Linked DNA regions of Homo sapiens: region 1 is linked to region 2. A link is a contact called in ENCODE Hi-C or POLR2A ChIA-PET data. All regions are on one chromosome and are shown on one strand. The core of a region is the stretch at or near the end of the contact, and the rest is flanking DNA. Distances in the headings are between cores, read along the strand shown. Region 1 overlaps ITGA9 (integrin subunit alpha 9). Region 2 overlaps ITGA9 (integrin subunit alpha 9).

Region 1 (4,863 bases), core at 1,752-4,251, 150 kb after region 2:
ACCTTGGTGAATCTGATGATTATGTGTCTTGAGGTTGGTCTTCCTGAGGAGTATCTCTGTAGTGTTCTCTGTATTTCCTGAATTTGAATGTTAGCCTGTCTTTCTAGGTTGGGGAAGTTCTCCTGGATAATATCCTGAAGAGTGTTTTCCAACTTGGTTCCATTCTCCTCATCACTTTCAGATACACCAATCAAATGTAGGTTTGGTCTTTTCACTTAGTCCCATTATTTCTTGGAGGCTTTGTTCATTTCTTTTCATTCTTTTTTCTCTAATCTTGTCCTCATGCTTTATTTCATTAAGTTGATTTTCAGTCTCTGATATCCTTTCTTCTGCTTGATCGATTTGGCTGTTGATACTTGTGTATGCTTCATGAAGTTCTCGTGCTGTGTTTGTCAGCTCCATTGGGTCATTTATGTTCTTCTCTAAACTGGTTATTTTAGTTTGCAATTTCTGTAGCCTGTTTTCAAGGTTCTTAGCATCCTTGAATTGGGTTAGAACATGCTCCTTTAGCTCAGAGGAGTTTGTTATTACCCACCTTCTGAAGCTTACTTCTGTCAATTCATCAGACTCATTCTCCATCCAGTTTTGTTCCCTTGCTGGTGAGGAGTTGTGATCCTTTGGAGGAGAAGAGGCATTCTGATTTTTGGAATTTTCAACCTTTTTGTGCTAGTTTTTCCTCATCTTCATGGATTTATCTACCTTTGGTCTTTATGTTGGTGACTTTCAGATGGGGTTTCTGTATGGACGTACACTAGTACATTTTAACTTATGATGGCACATGATCTTTCATTCATCAAAGGAAAGTAATACTAAGATTCCTTTTCTTCAGTTTGAGTTTACTGGAGGAAGATGATGTAACACACACACACACACACACGCACACACACACACACAAATAGTCCTCCAAACCACTTAAATATTAATTAGCATTACTTTTACTTAGGGCAATAGTGGTAGATTAAAATAGCACACGTTTTGCCAAGCTTACAAAATTACTTAAAACTCATGGCATGGATATTAGAATTGTTTCACATTAGTACGAAGGACCTCCTGGGATTATTAGAGGAACTGACTTTAAAGAAGTTTCATAAATTTGCAGCTCATTAATTTTAATTTTAAATAGGCCTTCCACAAAGTGTTTTAGGGAAAAAATAACAAGAAACAAAAATATATGGATTTGTTTTGTCTTGAGGCAGACTGGAAATGCTGGAAATTTATTTTGGATCGTAGAAAAACTTCATGTGGTGGGAAAATGTTCACTTGCTCCAAGGTCAGGTATTAAGTTAGCAAAGTCCTAATGCTTTTGCTACCCATTAGTGGATGATCAAATCCATCTCTATTGAATTGTGCTTTTCTTATATTAAGATGTAAAATTCAAGGCTCAGTATAGCACCTGGTGGCTAAAGCTGCCTCCACTGCCCCAGTCTGGCCTTTCAAGTGTGGTCAGAGCTAGTTATCCTCTGTGGGCCCAGTAATCAATAATGCTTGAACAACTAGTGTGGTGGCCAGGACCCAGTCCCCCCATATGTATCAGCTACCAATTGCCACAAAAAAGGCTGAATAAAAAAGTCACCCCAAAACTCGATGATATGAACAGCAATCACTGATTCCCATGGATTTTCAGGTCAGCTGGCCCAGGCTGGACTCAGCTGGACCTTGGCTGATTTGTCCATGCATCTGGGTTCAGCAGAGGGTAGGTTCTAGGCTTGGGTGACACCATTCAGCTCTACTCCCTGTGTCTTTCATTTTTTCTTTGGAACCAGTGGACAAGCCTGGGCATATTCTCACAGCATAACAGAGGTACAAGAAGGCATGCAGAAATGTGCAATGACTCTTAAGGCCTGGGCTCAGAACTGGTGCACTTTTCCTCCAGCCTTATTCTATTGGCCACAGCAAGTCACATGGCCAAACCCAAAGTCAAGGGACAGGAAGTTAGTGAGAGGAATTACAAAGCCACACAGCAAAGGGCCTGAGTATAAGGAGGAGGTGAAGACTTGGGACCCATAATGCAATTGACTATACTATATAAACAGCAAGGTAGCCCTGTCTCTTATCCTGATGCCTTGTTGTTATCAGGGCTATTTCAGTCTTTATTGCAATGCCGTCTCTCTGGAATTCAGACATGAGATCTGGAGACTGGGTGAGAAGATTTTCTGAACCTCAGAAACAATGCCTTTGGACCGAAGCTCTCAGCCTCTTAGGTTGGGTTATTTCTCAGAGGACCCCTGGCCTCTCAAAATAGCCTTTTGGCCGAATCCTCCATTAAAGAAACCTTCGTTGTACTTTTGGGCCCATAGCTGTTCTCACAGGAACCATCAGAGAAATGTTCATTGATACTTAGATAACAAACCTGTGGTTCAGTTATATGGGATTTATCCAGACCTTTGGATGTTCACTCTTCAGAGCCAGGGACAATGTGAGGGAAGATACAATCAGTTAAGTGCTAGTGGAAACCAGGGTCTGAATTTGGTTGGCAAAGGCATAGTGGCTCCAAGCAGAGGTAAACTGCTTTGGTTATCATTGAGCTCTCTTGATTCATTCTTGTCTGGGATGGAATGTGCCCTCCTTTCTTGTTCAAGCCAGGCAAGTGCTAGGCACTGGGCTGCAGAAGTGAGCAGTATGTGAGCCCTGCTCTCCTGCTGTGAGCAGAGCAAGAGGCTGGGAGATAGTGGTACCACACAGTGAGTGCTAGGTGGGTTACTCCAGGGCTCTGGAGCAGCTTCCAAGAGGTGGTGTTGAGAGGAATGAGGACTCACGCATTCCAAGCAGAGGGAAAATGTGAGCAGAAGTATGGAGAACAGGACTCCCATGAAGATCTGCAGGTGTCTGGAATGAAGGAGGCAGTCAGGAGAACACAGTGAGAGACAGGGAAGGAGAAAGGGAGAGAAACCAGATTGTGGAACACTTATGAGTCTGGACTTCATCTTGAAGCCAGTGGGAGTACAGCCAAGTTGTAGTGTAAGTGCTTTTAACCTAACAAGAATACAGCCAGGGGGCCAGGCGCAGTGGCTGTGCCTGTAATCCCAGCACTTTGGGCGGCTGAGGCAGATGGATTGCTTGAGCTCAGGAGTTTGAGACTAGCCTGGGCAACATGTCAAAACTCCGTCTCTAAAAAAACATACAAAAATTAGCCAGGCGTGGCAGCAAGCGCCTCTAGTCCCAGCTACTCGGGAGGCTGAGGTGGGAGGATCACTTGAGCCTGGGAAGCAGAGGTTGCAATGAGCTGAGATGGCACCACTGCACTCCAGCCTGGGTGACCGGGGGCAAAAAAATAATAATAATAATGCAGCTGGGCACACTCCAGGAGCCAGGGTGGGGAAGGGAGAGGAGAACATTGAGATGGTATAGGTCATTTTACCCTCTATTCCTCTCAGTGAAAGTACGTTCCAGCTTGAGTTTTGAGTTTGCTCCTCTCTCCAACCATAACAGTTCCTGCTTCCCTGCCTTGGGTAGGTCTGTGGGGCAGCTGCCCTTCATCTCAGTGCAGGAGCAGCCTTTTCAGGGTTGGACTTATGAGAGATGTTGTGCTGATTTCCACCATGGTGCCCCCCTCCCAGGGCTTCACAAGGGCAACTTGGACACAATTTTTGCTTTCCGTGATGTCTTTAGAACTTAGCTCTCCTGTTAGCCGTGACCTTACTCACTGTACGAAAAGTCGAAGCAAAGGGGTCACAGAGAAAGATTTCTCTGATGACTGTGTAGACAGTTGGTCCATGGTGTTGTGGCTGGAGGCCTCTGAATACCCACCAGACTGAGGAGCCTTTGTCTTAAGACAGAGGGAAGGACATCTGGGAGTGATTGTGTCACCCAGAGTGGCCAGAGATCAAGCCATAGGAAATGCTGTCTGTGACCAGGATTCATGGATGTTTTTATTTTCCTCTCTGGAGAGCATGAATTCTGGCAGGCCTGTGATCTCTTAAAACAATCAACTCTTCAATTAGAAGTTCATGATCTTTAATGGGCTTGAGTCCAGTTCCAAAACAGGCCATTGTCAAAACGTCCAGGAACAGGGATGAAACTTGTTTAAAAGTTTCTATTAAGCAGGACTGAAAATTCCATTTGTAAAAGGATGCAACTATGTTTTGTCTTTTTGAATACTCACAGTACCTAAGAAAGCATCACATATGATAAAGAAAAAGACTATGGCAAGTGAGCTTTAAAAAAATTCTTTTTTTGATGCATTCCATCAGAAATCAGTGGAACATTTCATTGCTGTCTGGCTAGCCAACTCCGATAAAATAAGGACTTTTAAGGGAGATGGAAAGACACAGCAGGATATCTGTAAAGCCAGAATCATCTGGTGGCAACATATAATTGTCCTATGGTTGTAACCTTGATAGTGCTGTTACCATGGGGGTTGGGTGGTGGGGCGAAGTGCATTTCCCAAAACTGTTGGCTAGCTGAGGGATGAGAGCTCCATCCATGAAAACCAGTCTTCCAGAGGAGGATCCCCAAACCCAGAGAGCTATTTAGAGTTTGAAACAAATTGTTCTCCTTCTCAAAAGTGGCAGAATGGTTAGAATCATCAACTGCACAGCCTAGGTCAGAAGTGAAGTTTGTCCTGTTTTATGAAGGGAAAGACACCCTTGTTTAGTGAGCACTGACCAAGCACTAGATACCCCACTGAATACTCCATATACATAAAAGCACTGAAGTATCTTACCAGCTGCATAACCTTGAGCAAGTTGCTTAACATCTCTGCCTGTTTTCTCCTCTGTGAAATGGGGAAAATAACAGCAGCACCTTATAAGGTTATTTTGCATATTAATTAATTAATACATATCCAAGTGCTTCTAAAAGTGCTTAGCATATAAGGAAACACTCAGTAGTGAAAACTAGCATTATTATTTCATTTAATCCTCA
Region 2 (5,033 bases), core at 466-2,965:
GTTAGAAAAGAAATAACTCTGTGCTACTTGTGATTTACAAAAGAGAGTTTCAAAGAGCAAGTAGGGTATGAGTGGAATTAAGGCTAACATTTTAGATCTTCTGCAGAAGATAACAAATGGGTGAATGTATCTAGCATGGAAACAATCTCCCTCTTCCCTTCAAATGTACCTGGGTTTGAAAGCCTAAAGGTAAAGGATTCCTTTTTTTTTTTTTTTTTGAGACAGAGTCTCACTATGGCATGATCTTGGTTCACTGTAACATCTGCCTCCTGGACTCAAGCCATCCTCCTACCTCAGCCTCCCAGGTAGCTCGGACCACAGACATGTGCCACCATGCCCAGCAAATTTTTGTATTTTTTTTTGTAGAGATGGGGTTTCACCATGTTGCCCAGGCTGGTCTCAGACTCCTGGGCTCAAGGGATCCACCCACCTTGGCCTCCCAGAGTGCGGGATGATAGGCATGAGCCACCGCACCTGGCCAAGGATTATTTAAAATGAATTGTGGAGTTTCTGAGTATCTTTATGTTCAGTTGTAGCTGTGCCCCCCCAAACTGCTTTTCCTTCCCTGCCCTACTCCTTACTGTCTGTGCCCTGGGGAGGTCCGGTTAATTCCTATTGCCTTCGAGTAATTAACAATCTGTAATTGTGCCCTCTCTCCTCCTTGAAAACCTCTTGGTTTGGATGAGAACCTATGCTCAAGTTGATCAGGTTTTTGGGGGTAGATCTGAGAGTGGGTGGTGCAAGGAGGATGAGATTAACCTTTGAGAACCCACTTGTCTAAACTTCCTGAAGACTTCTGCCATTGAGTTCCAGGACAGGTTCAGGCCTGAATGTCTGCTTGGATGTCCTTATCATACCAAGATACATCAGGTTCCCTGAGAAGGGACAGAAAGGCCCAGGTATTCAACTTCTTGGCTTCGTAGCCATTTGACTTTTTCTTTTCTTTAGGGCTCTTCTGGCCCTAACCTTTGCACCATTCCATAGGCACCCCTTCTTTCTGCCACTCACTCACAGTCCTCTTGCCTTCACTTCCTTCTACTAGTGTCTCCAACTAGATTTACCCTGTCATCATCGTTCTGCTTTTGAAATAGGCCATGACCTTTCTTTATACAACTTATTCTACTTCTTGCCAGAAGAAATGAGACATTCATGTCTTTCTGACTTCTCCATTACCTCCTACAAAAGGACATGACCCCAGGCTTTCAAAGGATGCCTTTAGATTTATCCCTATGTCCAGAGTCACATAGACAGGAGGGTTCTAACTCAGCAAACCACCGGTTCACTTCTGCTTCCGTTTGGCTAGAATTTGGTCAGATAGTTCTGTATCCTGGCTTCCTATAAGAAGAAACAAAGCAAAAAGATTAAAAAAACAAAACCAAACAAAAAAAACCTGGTTCTTGTCTTTATTGGTTGACTTTCTCCAAATAGTACACTTAAGAAATCACCAACATGTGTGCAGTTCAGATGTTAATACAGACACACATCTCCACATTTCCAGGCTGATGGGGAGCTCTGATCATCGGACACACACCCCAAAGCATGTCATTGCCATATTGAAGTTTTATTGAATTAACGGAGTATGTGAAGCATTTGTATTTCAAAACTGAGATAGGAAACTTCACATATAGAGATTTCTAATTTAACATTGATGAAGATGCCAAGTTAAATAGTCCTTTGGAATGAAACAAATAGTTCCCCTGGGGCTCAGCCAGTGAGCGCAGCCAGCAGCTTGGCTCTTTGGGTCTTTGCCTGTGTCTTACTGATTTCTTTTACCAAAGCTCAGATGGGGAGATTGGCAAGGCCACTGAAATAGTGACTGGCAACTCGGTTTCTTTCCTCCTCACCCTCTGTGATTTCAACCCTTTCCTGCTCCGTTCTCCTTTGAGAATGGGTAATCAGAGGGGAGGAAGATGGCCTTGGCATATCACTGGGGAAGGATTTCTGAGCGGCCACTACAAAGCCCTCCTGTGACCCTGTTAGCTGCAGGAAATAGATTGGAGTGTCCTCTACCTCTCTCCCTCAAACTCCCTGGGTCAGCTGCCAACAAACTCCAACAGTAAAAGAAAAGGCTTGTTCATGTCCATCAACCCAGGGGCCTTTTATTAGAAAACATTTATTTTAAAAGAATAATGCTTTTTCTCTTTCTTTTCTTTTCTTTTCTTTTCTTTTCTTTTCTTTTCTTTTCTTTTCTTTTCTTTTCTTTTCTTTCTTTCTTTCTTTCTTTCTTTCTTTCTTTCTTTCTTTCTTTCTTTCCTTCCTTCCTTCCTTCCTTCCTTCCTTCCTTCCTTCCTTCCTTCTTTCTTTTCTTTTCTTTTCTTTTCTTTTCTTTTCTTTTCTTTTCTTTTCTTTTCTTTTCTTTTCTTTTCTTTTCTTTTCTTTTCTTTTCTTTCTTTCTTTCTTCTTTCTTTTCTTTCTTGACAGAGTCTTGCTCTGTTGCCCAGGCTAGAGTGCAGTGGCATGATCTTGGCTCACTGCAACCTCCACCTCCCAGGTTCAAGCGATTCTCCTGCCTCAGCCTCCCTTGTAGCTGGGATTACAGGTGCCTGCCACCACGCCTGGCTAATTTTTGTATTTTTAGTAGAGATGGGGTTTCACCATGTTGGCCAGGCTGGTCTCGAACTCCTGGCCTTGTGATCCACCCGCCTCCCAAAGTGCTGGGAGTACAGGCGTGAGTCACCATGCCCGGCCTTCTTCTTTTATTTTTTTTTAAAGTAGAGGTTGCAAACTGACAGCCTTTGGAAAGAATACAGCCTACAAATACTTTTGTTTGGCTTGCACAGTATTTGTTTATTGTTTTTACACACGAAGAAGTTGCGAGCATTTAAAACACTGGCACTTTAAATAAAGTTTTAAATTTTTGGCTTCTTTTGGAAAATGGAAAGGTTGCTCCTCTCTGGGTCAGCATTCCTCTTGGTGGCAGTTAGCTGCAGCTGGGTTGAAGCTGCTCCTTTAGCCAGGCTTGTGGGCTCCAGTTTGCCACAGTCTCCACCACTCCCTATTGTTATGTAGACAAGGAAGACAAGTGTCACTTGCCACATTAATTTTTTTTCTTATGCCTGTTATATCACCTGCCTGGATCCTGTTGGTATTTGGGTTTGAGACCCCTAATTAAGCTATAATTAAAAGTCAATATTATCTTGCTCTGTTCCCTCATCAGTTAAACAGTCTTAAAAGTTGTACCTTTTTCTGTCACTTCAGCTCATGCCTTCCTAACCAATCTTTCACCTGTGCATAGGACCAGGAGAGAATAACCTATTTCCCCATGTAACATTTATTTTCATGCCTTTCTTGTGTTGTGAGATTTCATATTCCTACTTGCTTGGCCTTGTCAAATGTCTGATATAAGGAGCATTTTTATTATGGTTGTAACATAACTTTGTGTCCTCAGCTTGCATTTTTAAAAACAGCACCTCATTCTGTGGGCATCAATCTATTTATCTTCCCCTTGATAGGACTCCAGGAATGGGGGACTTTGGGCCAGTTAGCTTTGTCTCACATTGACTGGGGCCCTGCCTTGCTGCTGGAAGTTGGGTATTTCACTCTTTGCTAGGCATTCTGGTTTAGGGGGCAGCATAGCCATCCAGCCTCTGAGGGATGTTTCTTTTTTTTTATGTTTTTATTTTTTAGTATACATTAAGTTTTAGGGTACATGTGCACAACGTGCAGGTTTGTTACATATGTATACATGTGCCATATTGATGTGCTGTACCCATTAACTCGTCATTTAACATTAGGTATATCTCCTAATGTTATCCCTCCCCCCTCCCCCAACCCCACAGCAGGCCCTGGTGTGTGATGTTCCCCTTCCTGTGTCCATGTGTTCTCATTGTTCAATTCCTCTGAGGGATGTTTCTAAAGCCAATGGGGTGGAGGAAAGCGAGGGCATCCTTGTGTGAGAGCAGACACTGAATGCTTTGTTGCAACTCAACTTGGTTGCAGATGGGCTCTTACTTCGGCTCCTCCTTGTGCGCAGTTGACCTGAATGGGGACGGCCTCTCTGACCTGCTGGTGGGGGCCCCCATGTTTTCTGAGATCAGGGATGAGGGACAGGTCACTGTCTACATCAACAGAGGAAATGTGAGTACAATACTGGGCAATGTGCGGATGGGTGTGGGGGAGGGACATTTGTCCAGCCAGCAGTGGCCGAGCACCCCTCTGGGCCGGCACTGGGGGCAATGTTACCCAGAGGAGATGAAAATATGTGATATCTGTCTTGAATAAGCTCAATGGCCCATTAATGGAAAGTTATATACAATGTTACAACTGCAGACACCCAGGGGCCAAGGAAGAATCTTAATAATTGTCTTTTGAGTGCTTACTATGTACCAGGGACTCTTCTTCCTGCTTTCTGCGAGAGATTTCTATGCAATATACACATGGTATCAAGGGTGCCCATTTTTCAGGTGGAAAAACTGAGGCCCAGAGAGGTTAGGTAATGTGTCCCAAACCACACAGCTAAGAAGTGGGGCTGGGATTTGAACCTAGGCAAGCTGGCTTTAGAGCTGGCATGCTTTGTCTCAAGGTTATGCCACCTCTCTGGGAGCATATGCACATTTTCCCAGGGAAGCAGAGGAGGACACAATGGCTGGGGAATCTTGAAGAAGGAGTAGGAGTTAGCAGACAGGCAGGGTGGGCTGGAGCAGAGCTCCCAGTGCAGAGCTGGGCAAGTGGGTTGGGGTGTGAGGTGGCATCACCACTCATTTCAGCATGGGGGGGCAGGGGACTGCATGGGAACCATAATCTTTTTGTTCGTTTGTTTGTTTTGAGGCAAAGTATCACTCCATCACCCAGGCTGGAGTGCAGTGACGCAGTCTTGGCTCACTGCAACCTCTGCCTCCTGGGTTCAAACTCTTCTCCTGCCTCAGCCTCCCCAGTAACTGGGATTACAGGCACTTGCCACCACACCCGGCTAATTTTTTGTGTGTTTTTAGTAGAGATGGGGTTTCACCATGTTGGCCAGGCTGGTCTCAAACTCCTGATTTCAAGTGATCTGCCCTACTTGGCCTCCCTAGGATTACAGACGTGAGCCACCA

The links. Hi-C counts contacts between places; a loop is a spot of excess contacts on that map. ChIA-PET counts read pairs that join two places held with the same protein, here RNA polymerase II (POLR2A). Pooled maps may share reads with other maps.
Region 1: a pooled map shows a loop between it and region 2 (2.5-fold over the local background). The contact joins two enhancer-like sites. A Hi-C loop is called at or near these places in 1 of 50 pooled maps. POLR2A ChIA-PET finds 5 or more read pairs at or near these places in 3 of 52 experiments (PC-3, activated CD4-positive, alpha-beta T cell and activated T-cell).

Annotation. Positions count from the first base shown.
Region 1 is chr3:37,659,127-37,663,989 of GRCh38, forward strand. All of the region lies in intron 17 of ITGA9 (integrin subunit alpha 9), which reads left to right. Among named protein-coding and RNA genes, the nearest start is that of ITGA9-AS1, 200 kb to the right of the region's middle. Within about 2 kb of position 3,002, at least 4 of the 41 ENCODE cell types and tissues checked have a DNase peak (open chromatin) inside an H3K27ac peak, as active enhancers do.
Region 2 is chr3:37,509,824-37,514,856 of GRCh38, forward strand. ITGA9 (integrin subunit alpha 9) reads left to right here. Exons shown (of 28, transcript NM_002207.3): 9 at 3,940-4,077. Among named protein-coding and RNA genes, the nearest start is that of ITGA9, 60 kb to the left of the region's middle. Within about 2 kb of position 1,716, at least 6 of the 41 ENCODE cell types and tissues checked have a DNase peak (open chromatin) inside an H3K27ac peak, as active enhancers do.